2 separate regions of the Mus musculus genome follow, and region 1 is linked to region 2. A link is a loop called in an ENCODE intact Hi-C map of the cell type or tissue named here. Cell type or tissue: heart. All regions are shown on one strand. Links, peaks and the distances in the headings refer to the core of each region. The heading gives the core; the rest is flanking DNA.

Region 1 (5,385 bases), core at 135-5,134, 52 kb after region 2:
CTGAAAGCCCTTCAACATACATAAGGACACAGCAACATCATTTAACTCAATTTTTTTCTCTTTTTTTACTAGATTCTTTTTAATTTACATTTCAAATGTTATCCCCTTTCCTAGTTTCCCCTCTGAAAATCCCCTATTCCCCCTCCCCCAACCCACCCACTCCCATTCCTGGTCTGGCATTCTCCTATACTGGGGCATAGAGCCTTCATAGGACCAAGGGCCTCTCCTCCCGTTGATGACCGACTAGGCCATCCTCTGCTACATATATAACTAGAGCCACAAGTTCCACCATGTGTTTTCTTTGATTGGTGGTATAGTTCCAAGGATCTCTGAGGGTACTGGTTAGTTCATATTGATGTTCCTTCTATGGGGCTTCAAACCCCTTCAGCTCCCTGGGTATTTCTCTGGCTCCTTCATTGGAGACCTTGTGCTCCGTCCAATGGATGACTGTGAGCATCCACTTCTGTATTTGCCAGGCACTGGCAGAGCCTTGCAGGAGACAGCCATATCAGGCTCCTGTAAGCAGGCTCTTGTTGGCATCTGCCTAGTGTCTGGTTGAATTTTTTTTATTACATTATTATATACGTTTACTCAGCCTCACCAAACGATTTTAGAAATGATTGGTTGCATGGCATGTAAATTATAATGCATCTTAAAAAGCCCGAAGTGTAGCAGATTGAATGGAAAAAAAAATCAATCACTCAAAAAGCCCCTGGTTGACTTCAGTGCTTCCTTGATTAAGGATCTCTGGCTGGAATCCTAACAGCTCACAGATGTGGAGGCTCTGGGAGCAGTGGTCACAAGGAGGCGACAACAGAGTAAGGTAGTCTCATATTCACAGAACTATTGCAGAAAGACTGACTGAGCCCTTGACACGCCATCTCCAAGAAGGACGACCCCTTAGGAGATGAGGTGTGTTACCTCTTAAGGCTAGGATCGCAGATCACTCACATGTTTTTAACAGCACGATTATGGAGCATTTAGAATTGATTTCTTTAGTGCTATGCTGATATAAAATATAACCGATGTGTATTACTATCTCCAGAGGCTTTTTAAAAATCAAAGTATCTATTCAAAGATCTCTTTAGGCAAGATCGCAGGCCTCAAGGTACAAGAATATTTTAAAACAAAAAACTAGGGCAATAGGAAGTGTTAACATTCTTTAATTGAATATCAATTCCCAAAACTAAGACAGAGATTTTAAATTTACCAGGCTCATTCACTGGGATAGAATGATACATAGATTTCTGGGAAACGGTTTTTAGAGGAGACTAACTCTGTCTAGGTTTATAGAGAGAGGATAAAACCAAGTGTCTTCCTTATCTTCAACAATAGTCCATAAATAACTTCTCTGATATGCTAGAGCCAATGTCAATATAACATAATCTCTCATGTGGTTACAAGATAATAATTAAATGCATTTGAACTTTAAGCCCTTTCCCTCTCAATAGTTTGTGATTGGGCATTATTTTATTTATACTACAACTAACTCTATATATGTGTTACAACACATCTAATTAAGGTGAAAAAAAAATCTGTTGACTTCAAGCCACAGCATATCTTGAAAGACCGGATTGAGTGAAGAATATAAATGTTAAAGTTCACAGACAGTATTTTTTTTTAATTAAAAAGAATATTCTAAAAAAAACAAGTAAAGAATTAATATCTATTCTTTGTTTCTAGAACTTTTTTCAGGACCTCTACAGAGCTAATGTCAGGGTCACAGATAGAAAAAGCATGAAGTCACAGAATTTGGGCAAACCCAAAAGCTTATTTCTGATGTCAGAAAAATTTAACTGCCATTCAGGAACAATTGCAACACACAGATGAACCCTCTGAAGCTCTAGCTGTCTCCTAAAGCCTGGTCAGGAGTTTCTCTGGTGTCATTATAAGTATGTAGCATCTAGTAAGACGAAAAGCCACGGAAACTAACCTTCTTACCTAATCAAGAGGACCAGATGCATCCATGGAAGTGCCCATCATATTATCACAAGTCCTCATGGGCACGACTCTATTTTATGTCACTCAGTTTTAGGTTCATCTAGCACAGTTCAGACTTAGAATTCAGCTCCCCAAAAGAGCTTGTTGATCAAGGAGCGCCCCAGGGGGTGGATGTTCCAGTCCTGTTCTGCTCTGGTTTCTCAACCTGTCTGCACTTGTCTGTAATGAGTCAGTCACTTCTGGATGATATAATAAAATTAACAAAGGGGACTAGAAAAAAGCTGTGGAACTGCCCTTTCTTGTAATAGATGGGAATTAGCACCCCCTAGTGGCTGACCTAAAGAGTGCCACCACCTTAGACAGAATTATAGTATCTATCTATCTATCTATCTATCTATCTATCTATCTATCTATCTATCTATCTGTCTATCATTAATTAATTAATTAATTGGAATTTCCGTTTATTTATTTGAAACAGGGTCTTTCTACATAGCCTTGGATGTCCTGGAACTCACTTTATATAGTCTTGAACTCAAAAAAATCCACCTGCCTCTGGCTTTCGAGTGCTGGCATTAAAGGAGTGTGCCACCATGCCTGGATATAATTGCAGTTTTTAATTTAACCTGATTATGGTGACTATGGTGAAAAGGGCTAGATCGGATCGCTGACCTCTCGTCGTTTCCCCATATAAATTTGAGTCTATAGACGTGTATAGCAGGCACATGCTGTTTGTTGGAGCCTGGGTTTTATTTGACTGGTAGTTGTTAACAGTGTTGATAAATCCTGAGTTAGAAATATTATCTTTATGGAAGAGGTCCTGCTCGCAGAGCTGAGCAGTCAAGAGGTGTGATTTCACTGAGGCCCAGACTCTAGAATTCAAGGAGTCCTTCCAGGTCTTTAACCAAAGGGGTAATGGTAAAATCCTGTGCCCATGGTGGGTACCCATGGGAGTTTTCCTTCTCTAGAAGAAGAGGAGAGGGCAATGTGGTGAGGGAGGTTGTGGGGGTAGGACCAGGAGGAGAGGGGGGGGGGCTGTGATTACCAAGGTGCTCCAAGAGTGATGAGATGAATGTGCTGGACTTGGAGCGCGTCCTGACCATGCTGTGACCAAGGACAAGGACCAGGAAACTTATGAAGGTTACAGCTAAGACCTTTGTGTGTTGATGAGGAACGATACTGTTCCGGGGACTGAAATCTGTCATGTCCTTGTCACAGTGGGTGAGAAGATGACAGAGGGAGAAGTCGAGAGGCTGGTGGCAGGGCATGAGGACAGCAATGGTTGTATCACCATAAAGAACTTGTTGTGGTGGTGTTGAATGTCTGAGGCCCTCTCCATGTCCTGAGCCTGTGCCTTGCCCACTGTGAGATCTCTATCTGGCTCCAGGGGCTTCCTAGGATCCCCTTACACAGTATCTTTCCAATCCGTTTTCTTTTGGATGATGCTTACCTTCATCAAATAAATTTGATCTCCCCACCCCAACCCATCCAAAACAAAATAAAAAAAAACCACAGAAAACAAAACAAACACCAAACACACATATATTTTAAAAATCAAATTGTGTTCTTTTTTTTTTCCCCTGGAAGCACAACTAAACTCTCCCGTCAGCATCCATTGTACTTGGGTAGCTCCATGGAGATGGACTCTGTTGATGTGATGCAGGTAGGAGTAGTGTGTGCAGCATTTCTAGGTCAGGCACATAGAACTTTCCTCTGTGATGTTTCGTTGGCCCTTTTTCTCTATGCAAGGCCTCAGTGGACAGAACCTGGAGGACGTAGAGAACAAAAACAATCAGACCAGCCTTTGTGTAAGTGAGAAGTAAATGGAGAACGTGTTGAACATTTCCTGGTATCTTTGTAAGATAATTAAATTAATCTGACTCACGCAGAAATCTGTGTAAGGAGTGGGAGTCCCCCATAATATTATCTGAAGACTTTCATGACCAAGTGGCTTGGTCATGTTAGAATAATAGAAAGCAAGGGGTTCTGATTCATTAGTGACTGACAACTCAGAAGGCAGACTCTGTTGCAAATACGATCTAGAAAATAAATTGGAAAATATATCATCAGTGTAAATGGTTATTAGTGGATGCCTTTAGTAAGACATTGGGAGAAGGAGATGGGTAAATTCACACACACACACAAAATTGGCTAGAGTCTTAATTTGGGTTTCTACTGTGGTGAATAGACACCATGACCACAGCAACTTTTATAAAGAAAAATATTTAATTGGGGCTGGCTTACAGTTTCAGAGCTTTAGTCCATTATTGTCATGGCAGGAAGCATGACAGCATGCAGGCAAACATGGTACTGGAGAAGGAGCTGAGAGTTCTACATCTTGATACAAAGGCAGCTATAAAAGAAATGAGCCTTGGCTTAAGTAAGCATTTGGTACCTAAAAGTTCGACGCCACAGTGACACACCTTCTCCATCAAGACCACACCTTCCAATAATGTCACTCTCTATGGGCCAAGCCTTCAAACACTTGAGTCTATGGGGGCCCTTTCTATTCAGACCACCACAGCTAGGGTTTGTTTGTTTGTTTGTTTTTTAATTTTTTAAATCTTTCCTTGCTATTGTTTAAGCACTGTGCCATCGAGCTATATTCCAGGTCATATTTGGCTGCTTTGAAAGCAAACATTAAAAGAGATCAATATAGTCATAATTTGTCAAATATGTATGCACTGTAGATGTCTGTCAGAAATTGGAGAAGGACGGAAAGGAGGGAGGAAGAACTTGAGATTTTTTGTGGACGAAACTCTACCCCCAAATGACAGACAACAAAAACAGGAAGAACAATAGAAAATAAGGAAACGACCCCAGAAAGAAGCTCTCTAAAGAGGAAGCTGGCGTTCCAGCTTCTGCTCAGCACTGAGGCTTCCCTGGCTTCTTTCACATCTCCCAGTTGCAACCCTTCATCTGCATTGCCTGCACGGCCCATAAGGCAGGCTGGATGTATCTTGGCGATATACAGGCAGGGGAAGAAGTCTCCTTAGAAAGGAATCATACCATTTTCTAGGTGCTAGGCTGTGCTTTATGTAAACAACTTTACAGGTATGAACTTAAAACAAGCCCTGTAAAGTCTGCATGGTCATTCTAAATAATGAGAGATGAAGACGCAGACCAGCCAGAGACGTGAACTAGCTTGCCATTGCTATACAGACGATAACAGTTACCAATGATTTACAGAGCTGGACTTAAACTTAACTCCAGAGTCTGCATTTTAAGCCCTTACTATAAACAAAGTTAGGGTGACAGAAACGCAAATACACCTAGCTGAGGTAGGATCAGAACAGACAGGTAATGTTTTAAAGTGCTTCAGGGCACTTAAAACATTTGTTTGTTTGCAAGCCTGAAAACTAGGGTCCAGACCCCAGGACCCTAAAAGGAAGGAATCAATGTCTATAAGTTGTCCTCAACCTACACACACCACACACACAGACACAG
Region 2 (5,385 bases), core at 231-5,230:
ATGTATGCGTACACACACATATACATACGTAAAAATAAAATAAACATATTTTTAAATGCCATCAATTCTGTAGCATGAGTAGAAGCAGCTGATTCAAATCACATCTTCCTGAAACAAGGGCTCATTGACTTTGTACCTCATTTGCCTGTGTATTTAGAGGACCTGACACGAGGACCTACGGTTGGGGAAAGTCCCCCCAAATTCACACACTAGGTAATGAGCATGCCATGGATTATGCTGCAAAAGAAATCCAGGGGCCTTGGTTTCTGTCTTGATTTATCAGTGTTATTATTTACATGTTGGTATCGACCACCTAAGTTTCTCACTTAGGAAATCTGTAATGTGTTGTCTTAGTCATCGTGACAGAATGAACTCTGAGGTGGGCATCTATAGATACATGCTGATACTGCACTAAGCTAGAAATGCAGACACGGTAAAGACCTAGCCCCGACTCTCCAAGAGCTGAAGGTCTAAGTGACCTGCTAGGCATGTACATATTTAAATGCACTCCTGGTGTCAAAGCATAATTATGGCAATATTGGTATTAAGAAGGTTATTTAAGGGGCTGGAGAGATGGCTCAGGGGCTCTCAATGAGCACTGACTGCTCTTCCTCGGTTCAAATGCCAGTACCCACAAGGCAGCTCACAGCTGCCTGTAGCTCCAGTTCCAGAGGATCCGACATCCTCACACAGACATATGAGCATGGAAAAGGTGAACTAAATGCAAATGAAATAGAAATAAATAATTTTTCAAAAAAAAAGATTATTTAAGATGGTTTCCTTCGTAAGCATCATTCTGACCTTATAATGAGTACTAATTCATTTTTCTGAAGTTCTATACTAATCAGAAGTTCATCATTCTCCCCTAAGGACATTAGAATTAGACTCAGCTTTTATGATTATGAAACCCTCAGTCATCACCCACCAACATGGGCAGCTCTGTTCTGACTCCCCTCATGCTTGAGATCAGTATTTGAACAACCCACTCTTGGCAGTACCTTTGTTCACTATGCATTGGGCCCTACACACTCCAAGATAGGACAGCTATGTGACATTGGGTTGTTCTCCCATTTACAGAGAACACACTGAGTCACAAATAAGTGACTGTAAATCCATTAGATCTCTTTAAACCTTCACCTGAAACAAAGCCATGAGAATACACGAGAGTACAAGCATGCACACACTCCTTCGTTTCCTTTGCAGTCCTGGGGGACCATAGCCTCGGGCTATGCACACCCTGCACACATCCTAAGCACGCATCTCACCGCTGTGCTATAGCCCTATCTGTTTCTTTGTGATTTCATTTTGCAACAGAGTCTAAACAAGTTGCCAGGCCGGCTTTAAATTCATCTGTAGCCCCCGGCAGGGCTTAACCCTTGCTATACTCCTGCCTCAGCCCCCTGCATAGCTAAGACAACAAGCCTACAATCTAAGGCCTGGCTCAAAGCCACTGTTAACAATAGGAACACAGCCTCAAAGGGCATGTCTTTGCCTCGGAACCTTGAGTGCTGTTATAATATCTACCCCATAAGAAAAGCAGACTTATCAGTTTTGTACACACGGTAGGAGGAATGTTTTTGCTACATTGGATCTGTCCTTGGGATCCTATCTAAATCACCTACGCAAGAGAAGACTATGAAAAGCGACTAGCCAAAATAATACTATTTCCAACACGGCATTTAAATGTCTGTACCTGAAATGGGTTAGGAAAGCCTGGTTTTTACCTGTCATAAGAGCAGCTTAGCCGGGTGTGGTGGCTCACACTTTTAATCCCAGCATTTAAAAGACAGAGGCAGGTGGATCTCTGTGAGTTTGAAGCCAGCCTGGTCTACAAAATGAGTTCTAGAACAGCCAGGGCTGTTATAGAAGAGAAACCCACGGTGGGAGGTAGGTGGTGGGGGGAGGGAAGCTTAGGTTTTTTGGTTTGTTTGTTTGGGTTTTTTTTTTTTTTTCTTTTAAGCTTCAACATGCAATGAAGTGTACCCTGAGTAACGTTCATAGAGAAGCCAGAACTCCGCCGTAGAATAAGGAAGTGAGACAAGGCTTCACAAATTAATCAACATTGCAGAGCAAAATAACTAACACAACACTAAGAGCTTTCGTGTACAAGCAAGGGGCGGGGGTGGGGAAGGGGGCGTGGCAAGTCTCATACTTATCTTTAGAAAGCTGACCTTGGTGGGACTTGCTACCACCACTCTGCACTTTCTGGTGGGAAGTTTGCGTTTGCAATTAACCTCTTACTAAGATAGAACACAGCCTGTCTGTCTGGTGTCCACACCCTTGTGCAACCATCTAAATACCACTTGACCCTTTAAATTTCAAAGCAATTTCTTGACAATGTAAACATAAGATTAAAGAAACCTGGAACAAATGCGGGGTGGGGGGTGGGGGTGGGTGTTAACTTCTGGTAATTCATGGTACGTCCGACTAACACCCTCGCCCTAACAAAAATAAACACTTGGTTCAAGCAGAAAGGTTTGCATGGCAGGCAGCCAGGCAAGAACCATATCTTCCCCTAAGTCACCCAGTTTCAGAGAAATAATGGCATACTGACTGGAAAACATTTCGCTGCCAATGTATATCAGTGCCAGCTTTTCTCTGTGCCTTTCTAATATCCTTAAACCTCCCTTAGAGGCTCTGCATCCTCTCGTGTATTGTACCCCTTCTCTTTCTCAAGGAATTTTCTTGGCTATGGACTTGGGGCTGACCCATTGCTCAACACTGCCTCCCCCTGCCACTCCGCTCTTGACTGCCCAGCAGCTCAGAAACAGAATAACTCCATCTCACCAGCACTAACTTCTCAAAACTGACAGATGGGAACTGGACCTGGGGGCACAGGCCTGGGACCGGACCGCAGATACTGAGAGAGCTAAGGCAGGAGGATTACAAATTCAAGGTCACCCTGAATAACTTAGCAAACCCTTGTCTTACAATAAAAGCGAAAACTGGATTTCATTCCTGGTTACAAGTCTATGTAAGTTGCCTGTTTCATCTTGTTTTAACCTGGTAGGCTATATATTTTGAGACATTCATTCATTTCTTTCAGACTTTTCCACTTTAGTGGAATATGTCTTTAGTTTATGTCCTAAAGTTTTCCTGAATTTCTTAGTGTCTATCGGCAACACACACCTTCTTCCCTTCAATTCTCTTAATTTGTCTCCTCTCTCTCTCTCTCTCTCTCTCTCTCTCTCTCTCTTGTTTGGCTACAATTACTGGTCTAATTTATGTTTCAAAGAACCAATTATTTGATTCATTGATTTCTTATATTATTTTCTTCATTTCCATTTCATTAATTCCTACCTTGGTCTTAATCACTTTTTTTTTCTATCTATTGTTGTGGATTTGGCTTTTTTTCCCCAAGATCCTGAGGTGCCTTGTCAAGTTATGTAAGCTAGCTCTCTGATTTTGTGTGTGTGTGTGTGTGTGTGTGAGTGTGTGTGTGTGTGTGTGTGTGTGTGTGTGTGAGAGAGAGAGAGAGAGAGAGCACTAAAGCACATGTGAGTGGAAGCTATAGACTGTAGAGTCAATGTCAACCAATATTAGTTTTTTAAAAATACGTGATAATTGGATCTGAGAACTTGAGCATGATGAAGAGAATGGGCTTTCAGGGGACTAAGGAGAAGAACAAAGTGTTTGGAACTAATTAGCAGACCAGTAGGGATGTTCTGAATTCCCAGTTTAAAACTGAAGTCTTCCTGCACCGGCCAGATTTGTCGTCTGAATATGAAATATCTCCAATATCCTTTGAGCCTGTATCCACAATTTGTGGTGCTACTTGGGGGGGATTATGGAGCCTATAGGAGGTTGAGGTCACCAGGAGTGTATTTGGAAGTTTCTACCCTGGCCCCAGTTTCAGCGGCACTATGTCTCTGCCCTCATTGAGACCGTGAGAATTCATCATTCCTCCTGTGGGTTTTTGTTTTTTTTTTTAAATTTCATGTGGTTGCTGGGACTTGAACTCAGGACCTTCAGAAGAGCAGTCGGGTGCTCTTACTCCGCTGAGCCATCTCACCAGCTCCCTATGGGTTGTTTTTGACAGGTCTTTTGGCCACAGTGATGTAAAAGTAACTGATATGGACAGAGTGACCAGGAATCTATCAAGTTTCTTCTGGTTCAATGCCAACTCTGAGACTCAACCTGACATAGATGCACACGTTGCTGCAAACAAAGGCTCTACAAACACTCCATGCCCTTGCTCCTAGCTCCACAGATGGACCGTTCCTGTTCTTTCTCCCTCTTTCATCATTATAGTGTTGGTTTCAACATTCAACAATGTGTTGAAATACATACTCTGGCAGTCACTAGCTCCACACTGAACTGAAATTATCTGTGGGAGTGGAGAGAGCCACATTCCTAGTCTGATGGATGCACACACTGGACTCTTAGATGCTAAAGATGCCAGCAGGGCCAAAGGGCATAGGCGTACCCAGCACTTTCCCACCATAGCCAAGACAGAGCCTTTGAAACTTTCAGCCAAGTAGAGAAACATCAATGCTCAGAACAGAGTCTCATAGTGGTATTGTAAGTATAAACATTCATGAACGTTTCATTAAGTGATGCCTAAACCAAGGAGTAATGGCTACATTCTGGAGGTCACTTAATGTAAAGCAGGCCTTCTTAAACTTCCATTCACAAACCTTTCTCCCTTCAGGAAACTTTTTATGAAACCCCAGGTACACTAGTACATAAAACAGGTATGCAAATCAAACATTTATGGATAATAGATGCTAAGAAATTCATTTTAAAACAGGCAATTTGCATACTAAATAAGATGAGTGTGCTTGCTTATTTTTATGTAAGAAATTAAATTGGGGTGAATATTTGATACTGCAGGATATAGAGCATCTTTGATATTTTTCACTTATATCTCATAATTGTTAATGCAAAGAACACCTCTTTTCATAAGTGCATAATACAAAATCCCATTAAGAACCCTTTAGACATTCTTGGAAATTAATTTTTTAAAAAAATGAGGCCATGAATTTTAAAAAGAGCAAGGAGGGATATACTTGAGCATTTTGAGAGAGAAAATGGGGGAAGTGATGTAAGTACACTCTTGAAAGTAAAAGAAATAAAATAAAGAGAAAGAGAAATTGTTAGAAATCCTGTCCTTTCGGACAGAGGGAGCGGAGGACTGTCTCTGACTCTATTGCCTGCTTTTGGGAGCAGGGTTTCCTCACTCAGCCTTAACACGAGGTGAGGGGCCTGATCTTATTATAACCTGACATTCCATGTTTGGTTGTTATCCATGGGGGATCTGCCCTTTGCCAAAGGAAAATGGAAAAGGAGTGGGGGCGGGGGAGATAGGGAAGATGTGAGGGTGGAGGGGGAGAGGAAACTGCAGCTGGGATGCAATTTATGAGAGAACAAATTAATAAAAATGGA

Evidence for each region. Peaks named below come from ENCODE experiments on the same cell type or tissue, not always from the same donor. Only the 100,000 strongest peaks of a DNase experiment are listed, where the experiment ranks them.
Region 1: it touches region 2 in a loop (3-fold over the local background); 6 of 42 quality-filtered maps call a loop at or near these places.

What each region holds. Positions count from the first base shown.
Region 1 is chr5:72,169,691-72,175,075 of GRCm38, reverse strand. No RefSeq gene overlaps it. Among named protein-coding and RNA genes, the nearest start is that of Commd8, 4.2 kb to the right of the region's middle. In heart, for the core only: a CTCF peak has its summit at 2,274 (motif pointing left); a DNase peak (open chromatin) is centred at 4,825.
Region 2 is chr5:72,221,976-72,227,360 of GRCm38, reverse strand. It overlaps the pseudogene Atp10d. Among named protein-coding and RNA genes, the nearest start is that of Commd8, 56 kb to the right of the region's middle. In heart, for the core only: a CTCF peak has its summit at 2,704; a DNase peak (open chromatin) is centred at 2,760; H3K27ac peaks cover 803 bases.